Linked DNA regions of Homo sapiens: region 2 is linked to region 1. Evidence: chromatin loops called from intact Hi-C (ENCODE). Cell type or tissue: Caco-2. All regions are shown on one strand. Links, peaks and the distances in the headings refer to the core of each region. The heading gives the core; the rest is flanking DNA. Region 1 overlaps ARHGAP42 (Rho GTPase activating protein 42). Region 2 has its middle 58 kb from the start of ARHGAP42.

Region 1 (12,172 bases), core at 3,322-5,821:
ACATGGCAAAACCCCACCTCTACAAAAATTAGTTGGGCATGGTGTCATGCGCCTGTAGTCTTAGCTACTTGGGGGCTGAGGTGGGAGGATCACTTGAGCCTGGGAAGTCAAAACTGCAGTGAACTCTAATCATGCCACTATCCTCCAGCCTGGGTGAAAGGGTGAGACCTTGTCTCAAAAAAGAAAAAAAAAAGTCATAAAGATACAATTCACATACCATACAGACAACTCATTTAAACTATACAATTCAATGGAACTTTAGTATATTCACAGATCTGTGCAACGATCACCACAAAAAAATTTAAAGCATTTTCATCACCTTAAAAATAAACATCACATCCTTTAGGTATCATTCCCAGTATACCCCACAACCATTAATACTGAAACACCACTAATTATTTTCTGTCTCTATTAATTTGCCTACTCTGGGCCTTTCATACAAATGAAATTGTGTAATACGTGGCCCCTTTGGTGATTGACTTCTTTTACTCAGATGCGGTTTTCGAGGTTCATCCATCTGAAAGCATGCATCAATACTTCATTTCCCTTTAGGGCCAAATAACATTTTATTGTATGGATAGACCACATTTTGCTTATCCAAATATTAGTTGATAGGTACCTTTTCACTATTATGAATAATGTTATAAACCAGCGGTCCCCAACCTTTTTGGCACCAGAGACCAGTTTTATGGAAGACTATTTTTCCATGAAAAAATTGGTGAGGAGGGAAGGGTTTCAGGATGAACCTGTTCCACTTCAGATCATCAGGCATTAGTTAGATTCTCATAAGGAGCAGGCAACCTAGATCCCTCGCAGGCACAGTTCACAATAGGCCTCACTCTCCTATGAGAATCTAATGCCAGCACTGATCTGATAGGAGGCAGAGCTCACCCAGGTCTCACCTCCTGCCATGCAGTTGGGTTCCTAACCGGCCACAAATGACCTTTACTGGCCTGCAGCCCAGGGATTGGGGACCCCTATTATAAACGTTCATGTACAAATTTTTGTGTAGATACATGTTTTTCTCTCTCTTGAGGAATTACTGAGTCATGTGGTAACTGTATGTTTCACCATCTGACGAACTACCAAAATATCTGCACCCCTTGACACTCCCACCAGTGATATATGAGGGATACAGTTTCTCCATGTCCCTCACACACACTTGCTATTATCTCACTTTTTGAGTCTAGCTATCCTAGAGAGCTGAACTTAGATTTCACTGTGGTTTTGATTTCGATTTCTCTGATGACTAATAAGAATCTTTCAAATGCTTTTTGACCATTCATATATTTTCTTTCAAGAAATGCCTATTCAATTTCTTTGCCTATTTTTAAACTAGGTTATTTGTCTTTTTATTATTTAATTATGAGTTGTTTATATATTCTGCATACAAGCCCCTTATGGGATAAATGATTTTTGTAAATATATTCTCCCATTCTGTGAGTTTTCTTTCAATTTTCATGACAGTGTACATGAAGCACGAGTTTTTAATTTTGAATATTTGTTCCTTTTCTGTCTTGTAATGGGGTTATTTTAAAAGATTATTTATCTGTTAAGTATGGTATCAGTTTTTCCAACTGGTTGGGTTATTGGAGCGACAAGTAATTTGGTTCTATACCCTTGGGAATAATAAAGTGCTATATGAGATTTCGTCAGTGATAAAAGGAACTTTCTTAGTATTCAAACCTATTCCGTCTATCTAGAAGTTTGTAGTTGTTATTACGGTTACTGTTATTATTTTAAAGGTCAAATTTACTTTAGGGTAAACTGAAACCATAGTTTTTCCCTCACATCCCAGCCATTCAGGCAGATTCACCAAAGAAAATGATATGTGGGAAGTGCAATTCTTAAAGCTTTTCAGGCTGTCCTGTTCAGTTCCTTTCATTTCACATCTTGGAATTTTGTAGAGGATGAAATGAACAAGTATATGTTCAAACCGATAAAAACGTTTAACTTTGCTGCCATCTAGAGGCAGGTATTTCATAATGCAATCTTCAATAAACCCAAATGCTGCTTCCAAAGATGTGGAATAAAAAGGAAAAGGTGTATGATTTTTTTGTATATAATTCTTATGTGCCTTCCATAGGATTGTACATTTCCTAGTGGGTGCTCAGCATGCGTTGTGAGATTAAAAGGTATTTGTCTGCTACTAAGTGAATCTGAATTCTGCTAGAAGCTGCCAATGGGTTTATTTTCCTCTTGACTGAAGTTGGCTGCATATAAAATGCTGAGGATATAGAATAATATGAATAAGATGAAGGTACCAGGATCTTATTTTTTAGAACATGATTAAGAATTTAAAAGCAGAGTTTAGTGGGAAATATTGGTTTACCAAAATCTGTGTCAAAATACGTCCGTAAGAGTTTTGGTTAGGACGACCCACATGTGGTTCAGTGAATCTGCAAGCATGAAGTGGCCCTTCACATGAGGGAGTGTCTCACAGGTAGTTCCATGAAGCGCACCCAGCATCTTCTCCAGATGTCTAATCTTTTGAAATAGAATACACATTGACATTCCTTATCCAAAATGCTTAGGACTAGAAGTGTTTCCGATTTTTTTCATATTTTGGGATATTTGCGTAGACATAATGAGATACCTTGGGAATTGGATCCAAGTCTAAACATGAAAGTCATTATGTTTCCTATACACCTCATACACATAGCTTGAAGATAATTTTATTTTATACAATATTCTTAATAATTTTGTGCATGAAGCACAGTTTGTATATATTGAACCACCAGAAAGCAAAAGTATCAGGTGCGGAATTTTTTCACTTGTGGTATCGTGACAGTGCTCTAAAAATTTTGCATTTTGGAGTGCTTTGGATTTCATGTTTTCAGATTAGTATTAGTACTTTAGGACTGGAGCATCAAGCCATGGCATAGCAATTTGAATGTACTGGAAACTTATGTGGCTGAAGAATCATAATTGACCATTTGTTAGAAGTTTTAGCAATGTTCTAGGTGTAGTTCTGAATGGTTTACTTCATGCTTCTGAAAATATCAGTGTGTTTTGTCTTTTTTCCATGTTCTAGAAACCAAGAATATTAGAAAAGTTGGATCTCAGGGGATTCGTTGTTTTATAGAAAGATTTATCACAGATATTCTTAAAATCTTCTTTACAAGTTTAATTAACTTTTATACTGATGATGATTTCAAAGTAGCACCTGCTTTGTATAGCATCCAGTTTGTAATGAGACAGTTTAATTGTGGATTAATTATAAATGGTAAAACATGAAACAATACTTCCTTAGCAACTTCATAATCTGTTAGTTGGATGTTCAGAAGACTACTGTTTTATATATTTCAAAAATGTTTTCTTTTCTCTCTGAAAGGCTCTAAATCTAAACATGCAAACCTTTATTAAAGGTATTTTTGATCCAATTTAAGCTGCAGTTTTGTTTGTGCCATAGTATATGCATTCAGGTAGACTATATATTTTATTGGATAATTTGACAAATATAGCATCATTTTAAGATAATCTTGAATATTTAGGTTTGATAATAAGTATTAGTTGATGTAAAACTGACAGTGTAAAATAATTATAAAAGGGCAAATGCTACATTTTGGTATAATATCAGGACTGTTTGAACAAGAGAAGAAAGGTCCTTAAAATATAACAACAAAAATGGTTTGAAAATGTTTTCTGAAATGAATATGACTTTGTATTAACTTGACTTGTTTGTAGGAAGAAAAGCATGAGGTCATTGTTTTCAGATAGAACCAGTGTTTATCTGTTGGAAATCATAGCACATGTAACCAGTTGATGCTTAGCTGAATCCTCCCTACCTACCCAGACAGAGAAGGTGGCTGCGTGTTATTTACATGAGAAAATGGTTTCAAATTGTGTTTCTTCCTTAATTTAAAATAATAAGTTACAGATACATTATGAGTGACTTTTCAAAAATGTTTTCTAACTTTATTGCAGGAAGAGGTTGTGGGAAAGATTAGGTTAGGAGACAAGTCTGTGAAATAAAATCCCTGTGAATGAAATGAAAATGCTTAAATTTTTTTTCCAATATAACGTTCCATATAACCTGTGTCCTGTAATTCCATGGAGAGCCTGTCTTAATTTATGGATAAAAACATAAATACACATATGAATTTGAGATTAGAAGGTTAAGATCATAGAAATTATGACTTTGTAAAGATTTCACTTTCTCTGAAATGAAAAACCTGTGTTATCTAGTTCAATGATTTTGCTCACCACTTCCCTGTTTTATGTTCTTTCCATTCCTTTGCTAAAATGTTGTCTATTCAATACTCAAATCAGTACTGCCACCTTGTGATACTTTTTCTTAATTTCATCTGGCCAAATTCTCATTCCTTCCCTTGGGTACTTCTTATCTGTGATTTACTGGTTTGGTCTTCCTTACGTTGCACATCTTTTATCCCCTTGTTTTGATTAGAAGTTCTTCCAGGGTGGGATCTATGCTATTATACTTTAGTCGTTATCTTAGTGGTCTCTTCTGGATATTTCTTCAATGCATTTGAATAGCAGAATAGTTAACATGACAAATGTCCTTGATCAGCCTCAAAAGTTAAATTACTGTCTACCAAAAAGGAAATAAAAATCCTTTTGTGGTTTCTGTTTTATAATCGTAAATCTATTGCCTGCCTTGCCAAAGCCATTGAAAATGTATTAGTTTGAGGAATTATAATGAAATATAATTTTCTCCCTATTTTATATCATTAAATGATCATTAAAACACATTTTCATGGTTTCTTTATCTCTTTATCTTTGCAGCTTTTGTCATTTCTTCAGGGCTTATTTACTTTTTACCATGAGGGATATGAACTTGCCCAGGAATTTGCACCGTATAAGCAACAGCTGCAGTTCAACTTGCAGAATGTAAGAGTATACCTGTTCTTACTGTCTCTCAGCAAATCTGCAAATCTGATTTCACAGGGCAACTAATTACAATTTTTTTCTAGCTGCTAGTGGAAAATACAACCCACAAAACCCTAATCTTAGTTAGAAAAATTTATACTAGCAAATTTTATAAAAATAAATATTACCCAGTTGGAGACACCTGAAAGTTTATTAACTTTTGCCTTCATCCAGTGTTCTTGTTAATTTACTGGGTGATGCAGGATGAGTAAGTTTGGAGAGCTAATTTGCAGTATGGTGGCTCTAGGTAATAACACTGTATTGAATACTTGAAATTTATTGAGAGTTTAGGTCTTAAATGTTCTCAGCATACACAGATGGTAACTGTGGTGATTGATATATTAATTAACTTGATTGTGGTAATTTCATAATGTATACATGTATTAAAACATAACATTGTACATGTTAACTATACAATTTTTATTTGTCAATTATACCTCAAGAAAACTAGAAAAGAAAATACTGGAAATAAGGAAATAAGACCTTAGAGAAGTCTTTTTTTTTTTAAAGATGGAGCTTCGCTCGTCACCCAGGCTGGAGTGCAATGGCATGATCTCGGCTCACCGCAACCTCCACCTCCTGGGTTCAAGCAATTCTCCTGCCTCAGCTTCCCAAATAGCTGGGATTACAGGCATGCACCACTACACCTGGCTAATTTTGTATTTTTAGTAGAGACGGGGTTTCACCATGTTGGTCAGGCTGGTCTCGAACTCCCGACCTCAGGTGATCCACCCGCCACGGCCTCCCAAGTGCTGGGATTACAGGTGTGACCCACCGTGCCTAGCCTGAGAAGTCTCTTTTTTAAGACAGCAAAATTTCTTTATTTGTGAAATGAAGGATTGTACTTTAATAACAAAGATCTCATCTTTCTCTGAAATTGAATATAAAATATGTGCTGTTTATTATTTTCAAATAACAGGTTTGAATGTGGTTTCGAGGCATTCAAAATAACTGCTTTAAAACATAAGTGAGAGATCCTTTTGTAGTTCATGGGCATGATGTTTGGGTGTTCACGCATGTGTGTGAGACATGCCACCCTCTGAACCTTGTTACAATCTCAGCATATTACCCGTCTAACCTGAAAAAAAAATAAGAAAAAATAAATACAAAATAAAAAATTTTTTAAAAGTGAGAATTATTTCCATACAGGCCACCTATTTCTATCAGAATTTATTTTGTAAAGTTGTCTAATGAATCCTTTTAGTCTCTGATTGCATAGCTATACAAATTCTGATGTTCAAATGCTGAGCAACACTTGCATTGAAATAAAAACACACCCAAAAGTTGAGCCAACCTATTTCACATTATCAAACCTGACAAATAATGATGTCTTAATTGTTGAGGTTTTACTATAACTGAAACCCTGACTGCCAAGTACTATATAGCCCAAATCATTTGGAAAACCTTCACTTAATTTTCTACAAAGTGTATGTTTTTCTGCTTATCTGGTTCTTGCTGTTGTGGAAATGTCCAGTAAATAAAACTACAGAGTTAGAATGTCCCATAAGAAATATGTAAGGGGATTTATTCCCTTGTGTTTTGAGTTTTAGCTTTTATTTGACTTAGATTTTCTAGCAGAATCAATTTCACCTTTAATTCATTCTATTGTTTTTCCATATGGAATGTATTTAGGCTTTTACAGTTACTATTAAAAGCGAAAATTATAAAAGCTGACGTATTTTTATGATTTACTTCCACATTAAATAAAATTACATTAAGATTCCTAGGATTCAGGAACAGGAGAGAAGTAAGGAATTGGAGAAAAAAAAATTAGACCCTTATGTTTGAAAGACAAAAATAGTGAAAGTGACAAGAAAATTTTCCTAATTTTGAGATTTTTTTTTTTTTAAAATGGGGAATAAACTCCTTAGATTTAGGTGGTAGTGATTATTGTATCTTCAGAAACATATTTGTGAGGTAATGCAAAAGAGGTATTCATAGAGAAAAGTCTGATTCTTCCTATAGCTTAAATAAACTTGATTTAAAGTGAGTAATCTATTTCTTGCAACAGAAGAAGTTAGAACTTGGAAACCTATTGATTTTTATGAGTTAATTTATACACTCACCTCTTAATAATACCTTTGCTAGTAAACCAAGCTACGTGATGTTTCTTCAAAAATAGCCTTTGGAACTGTGGTAACAAACTTCTTTTCTTGACTTGTTCTATGCCACATGTATCAAAAGTATATGAATTTATTTTGTTTTTTTCCCTCAAAAGAAACTAAGTCCCTATGTATCTGTTTTTTACCTTAGGTATTTAGGGAATTCAAATTTTATGTAGTGCATCCTATATTTTTTTAATTGCCATAGTTTACCCCCTAAGTAATAATGTTAGAGTGTGAAAATAGGAAGAAGGTCACACACACACACACACACACAGAGAGAGAGAGAGAGAGATTCAAAGAGAAACATGCAGAAGGTCATTCAGACAAGTTTTCACTAAATCAGTTCAACTCAGACCTTGGGACCCAACATCACAAAGACATAGATGTGGTGAATACTGCCAGAAGAATCAAGGTCATCTTTGTGCAATTTGCAGTTTTGAAACATTTTTCTGGGCCGGTCAGGTGGCTCACACCTGTAATCCCAGCACTTTGGGAGGTGAACAAATTGCTTGAGCCCGGGAATTTGAGACCAGCCTGGGAAACATGTAAGACCCCATCTCTACAAAAAATTAGCCAGTGTGGTGGTGTGTGCCTACAGTCCCAGCTGCTTGTGGGGACTGAGGCAGGAGGATCACTTGTGCCCTGGAGGTCAAGGCTGCAGTGAGCCATAATTGCACCTGGTTGACAGAGTGATACTCTGTCTCAAAAATAAATAAAAGCAAAACAAAATATTAGTCTGGATGTTGCTGAAACTTGGTAGAAAATAATGACTGAAATTATTGTTTCTGTTTACTTAAGACAAGGAATAATTTTGAAAGTACTCGACAAGAGGTAGAGCGGTTGATGCAAAGGATGAAATCTGCTAACCAGGACTACAGACCACCCAGCCAGTGGACGATGGAAGGCTATCTGTATGTCCAGGAGAAACGTGAGTCACAAAGACATAATTTCACGTCTCTTATGACTTAGCCACGATCATGAGATGTGACTTGGTTAGTAGTATTTCCTTCAAGTAGGAGGACTGAAATTTCTTATAGCTTTATATCTACTTTCCCCCCACCACAACCAAAGTGAGGACGTTTTTCCGCATTTTGCCATCAGGATATCTAAGTTGGCATATTGTTGAACTTGGGACTTACAGTCTTCACTCATACCATAACATGCGTTCAGTTTTAGCATTTAATTGTGATACTTAATCTCAACTTAAAGTTTCATGGAAAATTGCAAGCCAAAGCCTTTACTGACATGAATCATCCTGGTGACTGTGATAATAGTTTTACCCTCTGGCAGCATTATTTTATTTAATTTTGTGCCCTGTCAGTTTTCAGGCATATAATTGGTAATCATGGTAATGTCAAATTGGCGCTCTTTACTTCCTGAGGTTCGGAAATAAGTACCAAAGCCAATAGAGCACTATTATAATTGCCTCACACTAAGGACATTTTTCTCACAAAAATATTAAAAAGCCATTCGGACTTGTATAACTGGAGTTTTTTGTGCATGTTACTTGTCATTAAGTGGAATTAGTTGGACTATTTTGACTACATTCACGCTTTCAAACCGGATATGCCCTAAGGCATCATTCTCGTGCTGTTTTTGGTGAAGAAACAGTTGTGTGTGAGTTTCCAGCCCATCGTGGACCAATGTGAAAGGCTTTTGATATACTGTATGTGCAACATGATTAAGTGATGCTCATTTGTTGGAGAGCAGGACACACACAAATTTGATTTGATCCAGCAGACTCTGCAAACATTTATTACTGCATGGACTTGATGATAGAGGAACACTGGCTCAAGAGATCTGGGTTTTAGAATGTTTCTCTCTCATAACTACCTACCTTGGCCAGTCTACTGTTTTCATATCTAAACATGATAAAACTAGTGATCTGCCTGGGTACTCTATAGTTAGCGCATAATAAGTAGCTTTTACCCTCCCCCCAGTTCATGAAAAATTACCAATCCCTTGGCTTGTCAGTAGGGTATATAGATTTCACTTAGGACTCTAAGGAAATTTTTATTTTTTTTTTATTGTTATGTTTTTTACACAAGCCTGGAAAGGACTCTAAGGAAATTTTTGAGTATTTAAATGATTTTGTACAGGTTTGAGAGCCTTCATGTGACAGTACATTGAGAGGAGCTCACATTTTCTACCAATAAAATATTTGTCCAACTGGAAGAATTTGTTGCCAGTGAGGGCAGTAAACGTGAAAGTGGTAGAGGAGGTACCATCCTTGGATTTTTTATTCATTATGGTCTGATTATGTTTTATTTCTTGAATACTTTTCTAGGTGTTACACACTTGCTGAAATCTTTGTGGGCACACAATATTTTATTCTAAACAGGAAAGATTTAGATTAGCTTGCAATATTATTTTGTACATAATCTTCAAATATATCATATTCGGTCCTACTTGGTAGTGAGTGCACCCACTGGTTGGAACCATGGTTTGCCTACCTATTGTCAAGCTGTTGGACATTTGGGTCAGTCTATAAGCATAGGCCCTTCAATAATTTGGGGGTTACATGGATGGACTAAGCGCAGTGTTTTATGCGCTTACCTGATGATGGTATCTTTTGTTCTAAGATGCTTAACTTCTCTGGGTCATTCTAGACTGATGATAAAGCCCTTTGTGGTACTGACCTCTTCTCTGATTTTTTTTTTTTTAATCTCTCTTAATGGCACCCCTCACTCTCCTAGGCTACATAAGTCAAGGCAATCCATCCTTAGTACCAGTGTTTCTCTGTAGCCTTGGGACAAACCTGTCTATTCTGTCTTCTTGATATCCTTTGATTCCATACCTTCTCTCCATCTCAACTGCCTTCGCCCAGGTGAGACCCTTGCAGTGACCTCCTAACTGTTCACCCTTTACCTCCAGGCTTGCCCATCATCTAATGCGTCTTCTACAGTGCTTCCCGCAGATCCTTCTAAAATGCTTCTTTGGTTGTGTCCTTGTTTTGATGGACCCTTAGCAGTGTCTGAATTGGAGGGTCTCACAGTTCATTTCTCCTTATTAGCACTCTCTTTGTTGATATTTTTCCTCCCCCAAGACAATTTCCATCTTGATTTGATCTGCATCTGCTGCATTATTTTTATAGCTTTATTGGGTCTAATTGGCATAAATTAATTGCACCTGCTTAAAACATACAGTTTGATAAATTTTGCCACATTCATTCACCTGTGAAGCCATCACCACACTACAACATAATGAACATATTTATCACCTTCAGAAGTTCTTTCTTGCCTCATTATAATCCCTTCCTCCTGTCTGTTCCCACCTATCATCTTCTCCTATTCCCTTTGCCAAGGGATATAAAGAAAAAGGAATATATTTATATGCTTTTGGAATTATTTTATATGAGGAGCAAATATCCAAAGCCCCTTCTAACTTGGGATCTTTGAAAGCGTTTACAATTAAAACAATCTAACCAGTTTACTAAGATGTATCGATTGTGCACTTGCTATCACTGGGTGGATAAGTTCTGTGGGGGACAAAAATGAGATAAATATTTGGCTTCAAGATTTTTATTCTGTAGTTGAAAATGTAAGACACACTTATACAATTAGCAGCCAGTGATCAATATCAAATAAATAAATATCAAAGCCATAAATTGTGTGATAAATGGAGATGGATGTGATGGGGTAGGCTTAGCTCATTGTTTGGACACAGAGTTCCACTCTACCTGAGCATGTGGTGTTTATGTTACCCACCTCGAGGCATGCATTAAATCACATTCTGCTAGACTTCAGTGTAACCGGAAGAGCCAGGGGTTCCAGAGTTAGAGCTATATTGGGATTCCATGCCTGTGCTGACCTGTGACTTGTGCCAATAGTTTTCTGAGCTCAGTCTTGCCTTATTTATAAAAGAGAGGGATTTAAACCCATGTCATAATGATATTGCAAGAATTAGAGATGTCATATGTAAAATGTCTCTATTCTCGGTAGTGTCAATAAGAATAATACTATGCTTACTATTGGGTTCTTACTATTCTTTGTAATTTATATTTATCTCATTTAATTCTAAAATAGCTTGAAAATATCATTTCTCTAAAAAGAACAACTTCAGTCACATGCCCTATTGATGAAAGTATTGCCATCTGTAGGTCACAGGCTCAGTTTTCTTAAAATGTTCTTTATAATGTCTGATATAAAAGGTTCTTAGATAAAATATGGGCACTTAGTAGGTATTCGATGAATGTTAATTCCCCTTCCGCACTGCAAATATTCATCTCAGCAACCTTAAATGATTACTGGGTAAAATAATTAAACATCTTTTATTTTGCAACTTTAGAGCTGTAATCTATTTTTATTTTCCCAGACATTTTTGGGAACTGTAGAATTGCTTGTCTAAGAACATCTGCCCTGGCCTAGTGCCAGTCAACTTTAAAGAAAGCAGCATGTGTTTGCAGCAAACTCGAGGATTAAATGCAGGAGGTCCTGAACTTCAGATGGAGGCGGGAAAAAGGGTCTTTGGTTTAAAATGTCAGAGCATTGCAGCAGCTATATTTTAAAATTATAGCTAATATTGCTTCATATATTGCTACCTACATAATGAAGTCACTACATACGAGAATTTCTATCCAGTCACTTTCCACTAATTAGCTCGTAAGTCTTTAGGTATTTTACATCACATGTAACAGAATTATCAACAAGTATTATTAAGTATTATAGTGTGAAATGGTCCCCAAATGGAATTGCAGTTAATTGTAATAATCTTTTGTGATTATAAAGTATATGACTGCACCCTGTAATTTTAAAATCTGGAGTGGCTTAAGTATTAAACTCGATACCGAGGGCATTATTATTAAAGAAAAAAATTAAATGGCTCATGAAACACTTTTCTCAAGAGGTACTTTTTTAAATTTCAATTTCTTTCTTTTAAACATGGTTCTGAAATGAAGCCAGCAAAAACATGTGCATAGTAGCTGCTAGAAAAATTCAGATGTTAAGCAAGATGGGTCCCTGGATGGAGATGCTATTCATATGTAGAAAACAAGCTCCATTTTCGATCCACTCAGTCCACTATGGTGTTTGGGTGCAGGATACTTGGCTTCCCTATGGGAAAACTGAAGGTCTTCCACCTTGGTCATGGAAACATTGAACTACCAATGCATTCTACGCCCTGATAAATTCCCTAAGGAGAATACTGGACAATAACATGGGTGCTATGGGAAAGGGTTA
Region 2 (12,172 bases), core at 5,165-7,664, 300 kb before region 1:
GTGGAAAACCACTTGAAGACATTCTTAAGCCACAAACAAAAGCATGAGTGATCTGTGTCTTAAGGGCGTGTTCCTGCTGCAAATAATTCAGCCCATCCCTTCGTTTCCCTTAAGAGATACTTTTAGTTAATTTAATATCTATAGAAACAATGCTAATGACTGGTTTGCTGTTAATAAATATGTGGGTAAATCTGTGTTGGGGGCTGTTGGCTCCGAAGGCTGTGAGACCCCTGATTTCCCACTTCACACCTCTATATTTCTGTGTGTGTGTCTTTAATTCCTCTAGCACCATTGGGTTAGGGTCTCCCCAACCAAGCTGGTCTTGGCAGCAGGAAATTTGAAGGACTATTCTGTTTCTTCACCAGTCCACAACCACCTACAATTCGCCTTTAATTTTGCTACCATATTTAGCTGCCTAAAACATAGATGTAATCAATCATTTTTTTTATGCTCAAAAACTTTCAATTACTCACCATTACTTGAAGAATAATTTTCCACCTCCTTACACATCATTTTAGATCCTCCTGGCCAATCATGGTCCTTATGGTCTGATATGGTTTGGCTCTATATCCCAACCCAAATCTCATCTAGAATTGTAATCCCCAGGTCTTGAGGGAGGGACCTGGTGGGAGGTGATTGGATCATGGGGGCAATTCCCCAGTCCATGCTGTTCTCTTGATAGTGACTGAGTTTTCATGAGATCTAATGGCTTCTCTCTCTCTCTCCTGTTGCCTTGTGAAGAAGGTGCTTACTTCCCTTTCTGCCATAATTGTAAGTTTCCTGAGGCCTCCCCAGCCATACAGAACTGTGAGTCAAACCTCTTTACTTTATAAATTACCCAGTCTCAGTTCTTTAGAGCAGTGTGAAAATGGACTAATACATGATCCTTGTCTCATAAAATTCCTACCAGCTTTCTCATCACTCTCACAATGCTCTCATTCATACCAGAACGTATTTGTTTCTTTGCTTCTGCCCACACCTCACACAAACTTTCTCCCTTCTTCCCCATTATCACCTGTGGGAGTCATTACTTTAAATGCCCTTCTTTCATGAAACTATCCCACCAGTTAGAAACAGTTTTATCCTTGTACGAACCCCCAAATCATGTCTCCAAGTATCCTTTCTAATACACATGGGCATCCAGGCCTGGGGGTCCCCAACAGAGGAATATACAAAGCCCAGACTTATGGGCCAAGATAGCCACACACATATGTTCAAGGTAATTTCTAGTATGGGATGGAGCCAAGAGTTGAAAGAAAGCATAACTTTATTTTTAGCTTGAAGAATGTATTGTAAATATTTAGGCACATAGTATGTGGGTATGTGGGCCTCTTGACCTGGGCCCTGCAAATGTTAAGGACAGGCACAAACAGAATGGAAAATTTTGGAAAAATTGTGAACTCCTTGCTATTCCAAGTGTTCAAGAACAGATTAGGCAACCTCTAGGCTGGTGTTGTTTTCTTTCTCCTCCTCCTTCTTCTTCTTTTTAACCTTTTAAAATATAACCTTCTGGGGACCTAAAAGGCAAAGTTGTAATTTCAAATTCTCATTCCCCTCTGTGGTCTGTGCTGGAACGCAGCCGCATGAAACCTGACACCGAGCTCCCACACTCAGATCTGCAGCTCAGGGCTTGCCCTCACTGTCTTTTCACCCCACCCTTGACTACATCCCACACTATGTGGGACTTTGTATATGTGTGTTCAATATTGAAAATTTTACCTAAGCATAAAAAATTCCATCACCGAAAAAGATGTGTGTGTATATATGTAATATATGTATATATGTAATATGTGTATATATGTAATATGTGTATATATGTAATATGTGTATATATGTAATATGTGTATATATGTAATATATGTATATATGTAATATGTGTATATATGTAATATGTGTATATATGTAATATGTGTATATATGTAATGTATGTATATATGTAATATATGTATATATGTAATGTATGTATATATGTTTATGTATGTATAAAATTCCATCACCCAAAAAGATGTGTATATATATGCATGTATGTTTCTCACAGTGCAAAACTGAAAACAGCTAAGTATTCATTAATGAAGGATTAGTAAATGTAATATGGTATATGGTATGGCCATTTAGTGGAATATGATGTTAAAATCTTAAATGTAAATTTGATATGAAAAATATTCACATATTATTAAATTTAAAAGGTTAAATATAATATGCATAATATGTTCCCATGTTTGTTAAATGCATATTTAACATGAAAAACAGACACATTATCCTGTTAAATGTAAAAGCTGGTTAACTGTAGTATGTGCAATATAATCCCATGGTTGTGCTATGTGGATTATATTTTATAAGTGATTAATATATACTCTTATACACTCTCTCCTTCTCTCTCTCCCTTCTTCTCTCTCTCTCTCACACACATATACACACACACACACACACACACACTCAGAATATCTGGACTAAGATTGACTAAGAGGTTAACAGTAGTGTTATGTGTGGGCAGTGGGATTTCTGTTTATTTTTGGCTTTTTTGTTTGGTTGCTTTTGGCTTTGTCCTAACTCTATTTTCTATTTTTTGTAATAAACTATTTTTATTATTTACAAAAGATAGATATCCTTTTATTTTTATTTATCTATTTATTTTTGAGATGGAGTCTTGCTCTGTCACCAGGGCTGGTGTGCAGTGGCACGATCTCAACTCACTGCGACCTCCGCCTCCCCAGTTCGAGCGACTCTCCTGCCTCCGCCTCCAGAGTAGCTGGGATTACAGGCATGTGCCACCATGGCCAGCTAATTTTGTATTTTTAGTAGAGACAGGGTTTATCCATGTTGGTCAGGCTGGGCTCGAACTCCCAACCTCAGGTGATCCGCCTGCCTCGGCCTCCCAAAGTGCTGGGATTACAGGCATGAGCCACTGCGCCCGGCAGACATAAATAAAATAAAAATTATTATACACAGAGTCTAGGATGGTTATTTAGAAATGGGGTCATGAATGTTTAAACTGCAGCTGAGGCAATGAAAATGGAAAATAAGGGTAAAATGTGAGAGACACATTGCTTAGAAGTGAGTGTGAAAGGAGGGAACAAGGATGATTCCAAGAATAGTGAAAAGGTTAAGTTAGGAAAGTGGGAACTGATTTGAGAGTAGTAACTAGATTTGATTCTGAACATATTGGTTTAATTGGATGACAGAGAATTGTATAAGAAATGTATAAGACAGAGAATTGTACAGAAATATACAAGAGAGAATTTGAGCGTTTAAGGTGATGTCAGACTGGAGATATAGGCTCACAAATTTAGAAAAAATAAAACATATAGTTGAAGACCAATAACAGAGACCCAAGGAAAACAGAAAAAAAAGAAAGAAAATCAGAGCCTTGAAGAGTTCCCAAATTTGTAAGCAGAAGAGAAATCAATGAAGGATAAAGAGTTATTAAAGTCATAATTCATAAATTGATAACCCAGAGGGGAAAACAGTTCTGTACTTAAATAATGGAGTGGGTTAAAAAATTTTACATAGAGATATGCAAAGTTAATGTAGACTTGTTTTTCCAATATAACTTTTTTGTAAGCTTCCATTAAACTAACTACATTGGGAGGAGTAGGGACAGAAAGAGTAACATTAACTAGTATGTATCTGAGTCTTTTGGGCTTTTTCTTCCTCCCTCATCCCTTCTTAATTTGACAGCCAGGTAAAAGTTTTGTGAAAAACTGGGGTTTACATGAAGTCTGAGACATTTATGCACATCTCTTCCCAACTCTGTGTTCACTAACATGCTGATAACCGGAAATCAAGCATGGTGTCAGTATTGACTCCACAGCAATTATCATATGCTGTAAGTCAGAACTTTGTTTTGCGAGAGGAGGAGAGAAAGAAAGAGAGAAAGAGAGCTGGCTACACATTTAGCAGGACACCACACTTTATATGCCTAATGGCAGTGAGCAACATGAGATTCTCTTACTATCCTTTAGGTTCTCTGATCTCAGATATGTCCGTCATCTGCCTGGGCACTGGTCAGCTTGCTAACAGCCACTGAGAATGTCTGCAGCTGGTCAGTGCAAGACCCAGTCTCTTGGCTTAGGCAGAGCCCAGGGGTCTTTTCTTGCTGACTCAGCCTCACCTTACTCTCATCAGTAGTAAAGATAACTCTGAGACCCCCCTACAATGTCCTCACTAGGACCTCTGGCTGGAGAGTCTCCTGCCTCTGCCTTCTGCAGTGACCTGCTTCACTCATCTTCAGCAGGAGGCCTGCTGGCTATCTATTCTTCTATTTCCCTCCTCTCCCATAGGTCTTATAAAAATTCCTAGGACTTGTCTATGCCATTTGGAAACTAAAAGAGGTTCAAAACTACTAACTTAGTCTCTGTCTGCCCCAACACTCCACACTGTGATTTTCACTCTGATGCCACCCCTCCTCTAGTCGGTACTGTAGCATATTGGTGGTCTCGCAGAGTTCTGACCAGAAAATGAGGCAAAAGACCCTCTCCTTTGGCTTTTCCTCACATCCTATCGATCTACTAATCCTTCGCCACAAGCTCTAAGCCTAAAAGTGAAGCCATTCCACACATATCTGGCCATCTGTCCTCTTCCCTTTAACTATCTTCTTCCCACTCCTCCATCCAGAAGGGTCAGGCTTTCCTTCATAAGGCAAAGACTACGTTCCACCATCTCTTTAGATATCTCTACTATGGCCTATAGTAATCTTAACTTTCAACAAAGCCTGCTGCTCAAGACTATTGCCTTCCTAGGGGCCAAAATAAAATATTATTTAACAGTCAAAACAGAGTAATGTCTTTATCATTCTAATTTGCACCACCCTTCCCTTAACGCACCAAAACTCATTGCTTCAAAAGGTGGGAACCCTGGCCGGGTGTGGTAGCTCATGCTTGTAATCTCAGCACTTTGGGAGGCTGAGGCAGGCGGATCATGAGGTCAGGAGTTCGAGACCAGCCTGGCCAACATGGTGAAACCCCATCTGTACTAAAAATACAAAAATCAGCTGTGTGTGGTGGTGGGTGCCTGTAATCCCAGATACTTGGGAGGCTGAGGCAGGAGAATTGCTTGAACCTGGAAGGTGGAGGTTGCAGTGAGCCAAGATTGTGCCACTGCACTCCAGCCTGGGTGACAGAGAGATTCCATCTCAAAAAAAAATAAAATAAAATAAAATAAAAAAATAAAGAAACAAAAAGGTGGGAACCCTGGGGCAACCATATTTACAGGTCAGGTGTAGGAAAATCTGTAAAATATTTTTAATATGATCTCATTACGTAAGTTTTGGAAATGAGCTACTGAACAAAGTTAAACAGATTTCTTCAACTTAGAAAAAATTTAAGATTCATATACATTGTAAATTTCTAAGACAGGGATATAGTATGCAGCATTTCCCAAATTCATTTGATAAAGAAAATATTTTTCAAGGATCACCTTGTGGAATTAATTTTCTATGGAATAAATTTCTTTTGAAGACACTGAGTTACTCAAGAGAACCAAAATAATATTGTGACCGGAGAGAGAAGGGAGAAGAATTTTTCCAATGAAAAGAATAGCTTGTTCTTGGTGGTCTCCATGTGTCTCAAAAACCCAAAATTATTTCTGTTAGAGAAGGTAAACTGGCATTAATTAAACAGATCATCTGAACATAATCATGTGCTATTTATGACAATGTTAAGGGCTTTTGGTAACTTCATTATTGATTTTTCTGCCATGAGCACTTAATGATTGAGTAGGCTATTCCTTAGGGCTTCAATAGTAACTTCACAGATTGAATATGTTAATAGAACTGTAAAAGTGATTAGTTTAATCCTGTTGAGCGATTCGTGCAATGGGAAAACCTGAAAGAAGGCAGCTCTGTAAGGGATTAGACTCTCTATTATCTGCTTTACAGATTACCTTCCCAGAGCTAAGAGCACTGTTTAACATTCATCTTCTCTTACTTTCTCACTTGCTTTTTCTTACTGTTATCCACAACCCAATAGGCACTAGATGGAGAGACATTCGGTTGCTATTATAACAGATTTTTATTTTAATATCTGTAACTATTCTATTATCCTACTGACATTCAAATTAATCTACACAACTCCAAAAAGTGGTCAAACATGAAGAACCTGAGGCAACACAGATTGACTTTTGGTAGTGTGGTCATGATGTCCCCAAAGTCAAAGTTTGGATTGAATTTTCACTGGAGCCACATCTTTGCTATTCCACTGGGTGTCCCCTTCACTCCAAGGTAAAGCACCAGAGCCATAGCTCTGTCTTCTTTGCCTCTCAGCTCCCTTGGATGACTCAGATGGACATGACGTCTGGGTGCCTACCTCTGACCCAGCCTGTCCCCAGTGGGTTGCCATGGAGAGAATAAGCTGACTATAGGCCCAACTTCACCAAAAAAGAGCATTTTGAACAGTGCTTCACAGCCTGCCAGAGACAAGGGAAAACAGAATAAACACTTTTTAGTATGCAAGACATTCCTTGCAAAAATATTAAATTTTTTTTAACCATCTTCTGCTACTCTATGGCTGGGCATGTAAAAAAGTTAACAGATGATCTCATGGCTTGTACACAGATAACATAAGTATGGCATATATAATATACATTATAAGCCATAAAAAGTTTATAAATATAAGCATGGCTATGCAAATGTTATACAGATGTGTATATTTAAATATCTATTTCTTTTTGAATTTACAGATTTCTAGCTGAATGACAATGTTCCATTAAAAAAGAAGGAAGCTTGTCTACTCAGAACACAAAGAGAGCCCTGGCAATGGGTGTTACCAAACTCAAATGCAATCTAGACAATCTACCTTGTCATATATGAATTCCTATAATATTTTTCAAAAGTAGGGTGATATTATCATGACAATAAAGTATAAATTCATTTAAAAGAATTACTGATACCACAGTATCTTTGTGTTTATTATGCAATTTTTAAATCAAAATGCTAAAAGTGCAACTGTTTTCTGGAGAATCCATGAAATGTTCTGACATGAGAAGGAAGGTTATAAAATAATGAAATTAAAGGTGTTACAATTTTCTTCTTTTCACTTGTCTTCATTTTCTAATTTTTCTAAAATAAGCATATGATACTATTATAATAAGGAAAAAATGTTTTACTCAAAAAATTTGGAAGCCATTACAATAGGTATCAGGACTCAGGTAATTAAATAGGGTAGGTGCAGGGATATTTGGTTTGAAGGTGTTCCAAGCAGATGACCCAGCCCAGAAAACAAATCACCAAGATTTGGGGAATAGGCAAATTTGAGAGAAATTTTTAAGGGAAGGGAAAACTTAGCAAGTGGAAAACTGAGAAGAGAAAGTGTTCAGTAGTTTAAATAGCAGGAATCAGGGCGCAGAGGCAAGGTTCTGCCTGGTAGGCCAAAGGTTCACTGTGTCAGTTGGCAGCACCCACATGTTCTGTAGGTAGTTAAAGACACACTGGTTAGGAATGTCCAGGTTCAGCAGAGCCATGAATGCGCAACACACATAGCATTTAGGGAATGGAGGGCTACTACAGATGTTTTGATCCAGACAGTGACATGTACAAATGAGAAGGTCAGTGGGATAATAAACAACAAGAGAAAAAGAGAGAGCAGCTGTAGCCAGGCTTCTGTTTCTCATGTGAGAGATAAAGCAGACAATAACCCACACAACTAGACTGTTTCCATGAGGAACTTACAGGAAATTCCCAGTCACCTGTGGATTAAATGATAAAGCCTCTTGATCTGCTTAAGGACATTCAGTAACTTGCCCGCCACACTCTCTCTTCCCCTCAAATCCCCAGTGCTCCTCTCTCTACTCATCTTAGGCATGAAATTAAGGTCTCCTTGCTGTCCCCTAGGACTCCAGGACCCTCCCCTTTCTGAAATGCCACTGCAGGCGTTTTCACCCCTCTAGTGCAGTGCAATTCCAAGAGCTCGCTGAGGAATGGGGCAGGCTGTCTGTGGAGCAGAAGACAGGAAGGTGTTCTAGGCAGGTGGTCCAGGCTGGAAAACAGATCAGAAGAGGGAGAAAATAGTACTATGTCTCAGACAATGAACTCAGCAGATACTCTGAAGAGAGCCAACTTTTCATGAGGGGTGAGTAGGAAGATGGCAGGCATAAGATGGATCATTTAAAAGTGGCACTTGCCATCAAACTAGCAAATAGCCAAGTTAGCTGATATGAATTTCACCTCACCTCCTTTTTTATCTTTTTCTTTTATTCATTCTTGCATTCAATGTACATTTATTGAATATTTAATGTCACCCCAGAACACAAGCCCCTTGCTAGCCATAGGAAACTGCTAAAATTTGAGCACTGCCTGGAAATCGTGCTTCTGTATAACTTTATTTGTTAATGTATATTCCTTTCTTTATAACGGCAGCCTTAACAAATCACAAATATATTTGTGAAATTCTCCCATATATACCAAAAGATTGCACCTCTGTTGAGATGCATAAGGGGCATAATGATCATTAAAAAATAAAATGGGTCTCAAACAGATTGACCACATATGAGCGATAAAAGTAGGAAGTGAACAAGTCTGAATCCCCATTCACATCCCATTTTATGTATGAAGTAAATACTTATGAAGTGCATAGCCTGCAAGATAAAACATGGGAAATTTTCTACAAGAGGAAATTGGATGTCTTGATGAGCCTTAAAGGATTTAAGGTATAGTCAAAAAAGAGGAGCAAAGCTCTGGATTCTATACTTCCTTGTGAAAAAGAGCAAATCTTTTGTTTAAGTGCCTTGCACATAATAGGTCTTCAGATATTTGTGAAGTGAACCAAACAAGCCAGATACCGAAAGCATTTCATTACATAAGTTCCAAAGAACTCAGGTACAACCAAAGGAATGGAGGAAGAAGAACTCTAAAGTGACTAAGATTAAGTTTTTGCTATTGGAGAGAATGGAGCTTGCAATGAATAAATGAAGTTGTATTTCTTTGCCCCCTGACATTTGGGACTGAGATTCACATCTGCTACTATACTTTCACATATATTATTTCATTTGCTCTTTATAGTAACCCTGTGAGAAAAGTATAGTGGACGTTATTATTATCACTATTTTACAGAGGAAAAAACTGAAGTCCAAAGAGTTTAGGACAAGGATTCAAATCCAGAATTTTTGCCCACTTTTTCTTCTAGCTAGCACATAATTTTGTCCTGCTCTGGTCAACTACTTCCTCCAAGAGCCTAACCTTCAGGGCACGGTGTTTTCTTGAGAATGTATGATTTTCTCTCCCAAGCCTCATCCAAGTTCTCAGTTTTGCCCTTTGGATCTCTGGAAAAAGATGGAGTTTTGTTTTGTTTTGTTTTGCTTTATTTTGGCTTGGTTCCAAAGGTTTCTCTGTCATAAACATTGGAAGGCTTGGCGATGAGCTATTTTGGAACTTCAGTGTCATAGTCCAAAGGAAAGGCAGAAAGCACTAGGGAAGTGAAGGCTGGAAAAGCAATAAACCTAATTACAGAGTACAAAGAGACATGGTGAACTTGTCCTTGATTCTATCTACTGTCCATATCCGTGAGGACTCATTCCAGGGAGGAGACTGCAGCAGCAGGCGAGGTAGTGAGACCAATTGAAGTCACATGGCTGCAGCATGAGAGTTTCAGAGATCAGTCTGTTGGAAGCAGGACTCCAGCCAGAACCAGCAGTTGGAAATACACACATTAGAGTCTAGCTATGAAAGACGGAGAATTTCTCTGAGCTTGGCATTCTGCCAGGGCCCCGGATAAGTGTGTTGATATTTAGGGCAGTGTTGCATTCCAACCAGGGACAAATGTACCCAGTAGAAAACAAAGTAGCCTGGGCCACATCCACTTAGTGGGCACCTGGGGCTGACTGTCACCTCAAGAACATGTGACACTGGTCCTTGAACAGCAGAATTTAAGTTCCAACATAAGAAGAATGGCCAAATCACACCGGAAAAAAGAAACACAGAGAAACAATATTGAGAGGACGGGGCTCAGAAATGGGGAGAGGAGGAGCCAAGTGCTTGTTTTTAGTAACAGAAAATAATTAGATATTGTCAAAGAGTGATCAAGAATTCGAAATAAAAATACTTAGAAATACAAAGATGAATACCAGAAGGAAACAGAACAAAAATTAGTTACCTCTAGAGAGTGAAACTAGAAGATGTTTGCAGGGAGGCTGCTAGTTTTATTATATGCCTTATAGTACTATATTTTAATTGTGGCCAAATATACACAACATAGAATTTACCATTTTAAGTACGATTCAGTGGTGTGAAATACATTCATATTCCTATGCAATCATCACCACTATCTGTTTCCAGAACTTTTTCATCAAACTAAACAGAAGCTCTATACTGCACCCATTAAATAACTCTCCACACCTGCCTTTCCCCAGTTCTTGGTAACGTCTATTTACTTCTGTCTCTGTGAATTTGCCTATTCTAGGCACCTCATGTAAGTGGAATTATACAGTATTTGTCCCTTTGTGTTTGGTTTCTTTCTCTTAGCATAATGTTTTCGGGGATCATCCATATTGTAGTATACATCAGAATTTCATGCCTTTTATGGCTGAATAACATTCCATTGAATGTATACATTTTGTTTATTCATCTGTTGATACACATTTGGGTTATTTCCAGCTTTTAGCTACTGTGAATAATGCTATGAACACTGGTGCCTAAGTATTTGTTTGAATTCCTACATTCACTTTTTTCTTTAACATATCTCCAAGCATTATTTTATGTAAATTTGTTTCAAACAACAGTTAAGAATTGAAAAAAGAAAAGATAGGAGGGATGAAGGAATGAAAGAACAATGGACAAAGGAATGAAAGAACAATGAACAAAGGATGAAATGAGTGGGCTGAACCTGTAAGTGAAGGATCCAGATTATTTAGTCAAAATGCCACGGTGTGTTGGGGACAGGAGACAGTGGCAACCCATACTCCTCCCAGCCACACTCCCTTAACTCCACCCAATGCAAGAGTGGATGGAGACTCCAAGACCCAAAAGTGAGATAAGCACTCTGGGTTCTGAATCTACATACTAGCTGTGGGAATATAGGCAAATTACTTAACCTCTGTCATACTCAGTTTCCTTAGCTGGTAAAATGTTTAAATATCCTCCTCTATTTTTATTTCTGCCAAGCCTGCTAACAGCTCTTTCTGAGATTTCTTACATTTAATATTAATAAGTGTTAAGAAACGGTATGCCTATATTATGTCTACATTTTAGAGATAAAGAGATGAATAAATATGGTCCATGCTCTCATGAGGCTTACACTCTCAGAGAAAGATGGTCTTGGGTACAGGCAAGTGCAAGAAATTGTGTGCTGGCACCAGTGGCCACATCACTCAAGGATGGTCAAATCTACTCAGAACTAACGTGTTACATTGAACATCAGGTTGCTTCATCCTCGTGTGTGTTCTGATCGGCTAATGCCTATGCTGTACTAGTTGTTGTATTTACTATTTTCAGTATCACCCTGATTTCACTTGCATGTGTCAGGAAAGGTGTCAGAGAAGGAACACCCAAGCAGAGTGCTGACTGCTCAGTGTCATCAGCCAGGCATGAGGAAGGTCTAGAAGGGCACTTTCCAAGCAGAGGGTCTGGAGGTGTTCTTTGCAGCTGAAACACAATGTCAAGGAACAGAGCTCACCAACTGAGGAGGCTGGAGAGAAAAGTAAGGGCCAAGGGTCACCAAGTAACAACTGCATCAGGAATTCAGGTGAGAGTGGAGGGTCTCCTAAGACTGCCAGAGCAACAGCAATAAGGGTAGCAATCAGAGGACCCCTGAAAAGAGCCCAGTGGGGGTAAAAATTGCCGAGTCATTGTTGACCTTTGCCAGTGGCAAAGTGAAAGACTTATTGCTGACGGCTGAAGATTAAATGACTTAAATTCCATACCATATGCTCAACCCTATGTTTCTTCCAGTCCTTCCAGAGTTCTGAGGGTGGCTTACGTGTTTCCTAGTAACTTCTAGCCCTGAGGTCCCACTTAGGTTGAATTAGTTCAATTTATAGATATTTTCATTGTCCTGTGCATACCTCACACTGAACCAAACTTTCAACTCTCAATTAATTCTGATCTGGCTTTCCCCACTCCAAGATAGTACCAAAGTTCTATTGAGGTGGTGGGCTCCCTCACCGAGGTAAGTGATACATCATGTCTTATTAAAAGGTTGTGTTAGTGATATGTGGGGACCCAGCATTCAACAGCACCAATCCAGCC

What was found. A loop is a pair of places that touch in the nucleus more often than their neighbours do. Peaks named below come from ENCODE experiments on the same cell type or tissue, not always from the same donor. Only the 100,000 strongest peaks of a DNase experiment are listed, where the experiment ranks them.
Region 2: a loop joins it to region 1, with 10 times the contacts of the local background. A loop is called at or near these places in 4 of 110 quality-filtered maps.

What each region holds. Positions count from the first base shown.
Region 1 is chr11:100,928,410-100,940,581 of GRCh38, forward strand. It overlaps ARHGAP42 (Rho GTPase activating protein 42), which reads left to right. Exons shown (of 24, transcript NM_152432.4): 7 at 4,747-4,851; 8 at 7,794-7,923. It overlaps SNORD13I (small nucleolar RNA, C/D box 13I), which reads left to right and starts at 5,865; the gene lies at 5,865-5,969. In Caco-2, for the core only: a CTCF peak has its summit at 4,296 (motif pointing left); no DNase peak of the experiment used is centred there.
Region 2 is chr11:100,623,639-100,635,810 of GRCh38, forward strand. No RefSeq gene overlaps it. Among named protein-coding and RNA genes, the nearest start is that of ARHGAP42, 58 kb to the right of the region's middle. In Caco-2, for the core only: no CTCF peak of the experiment used is centred there; a DNase peak (open chromatin) is centred at 6,275.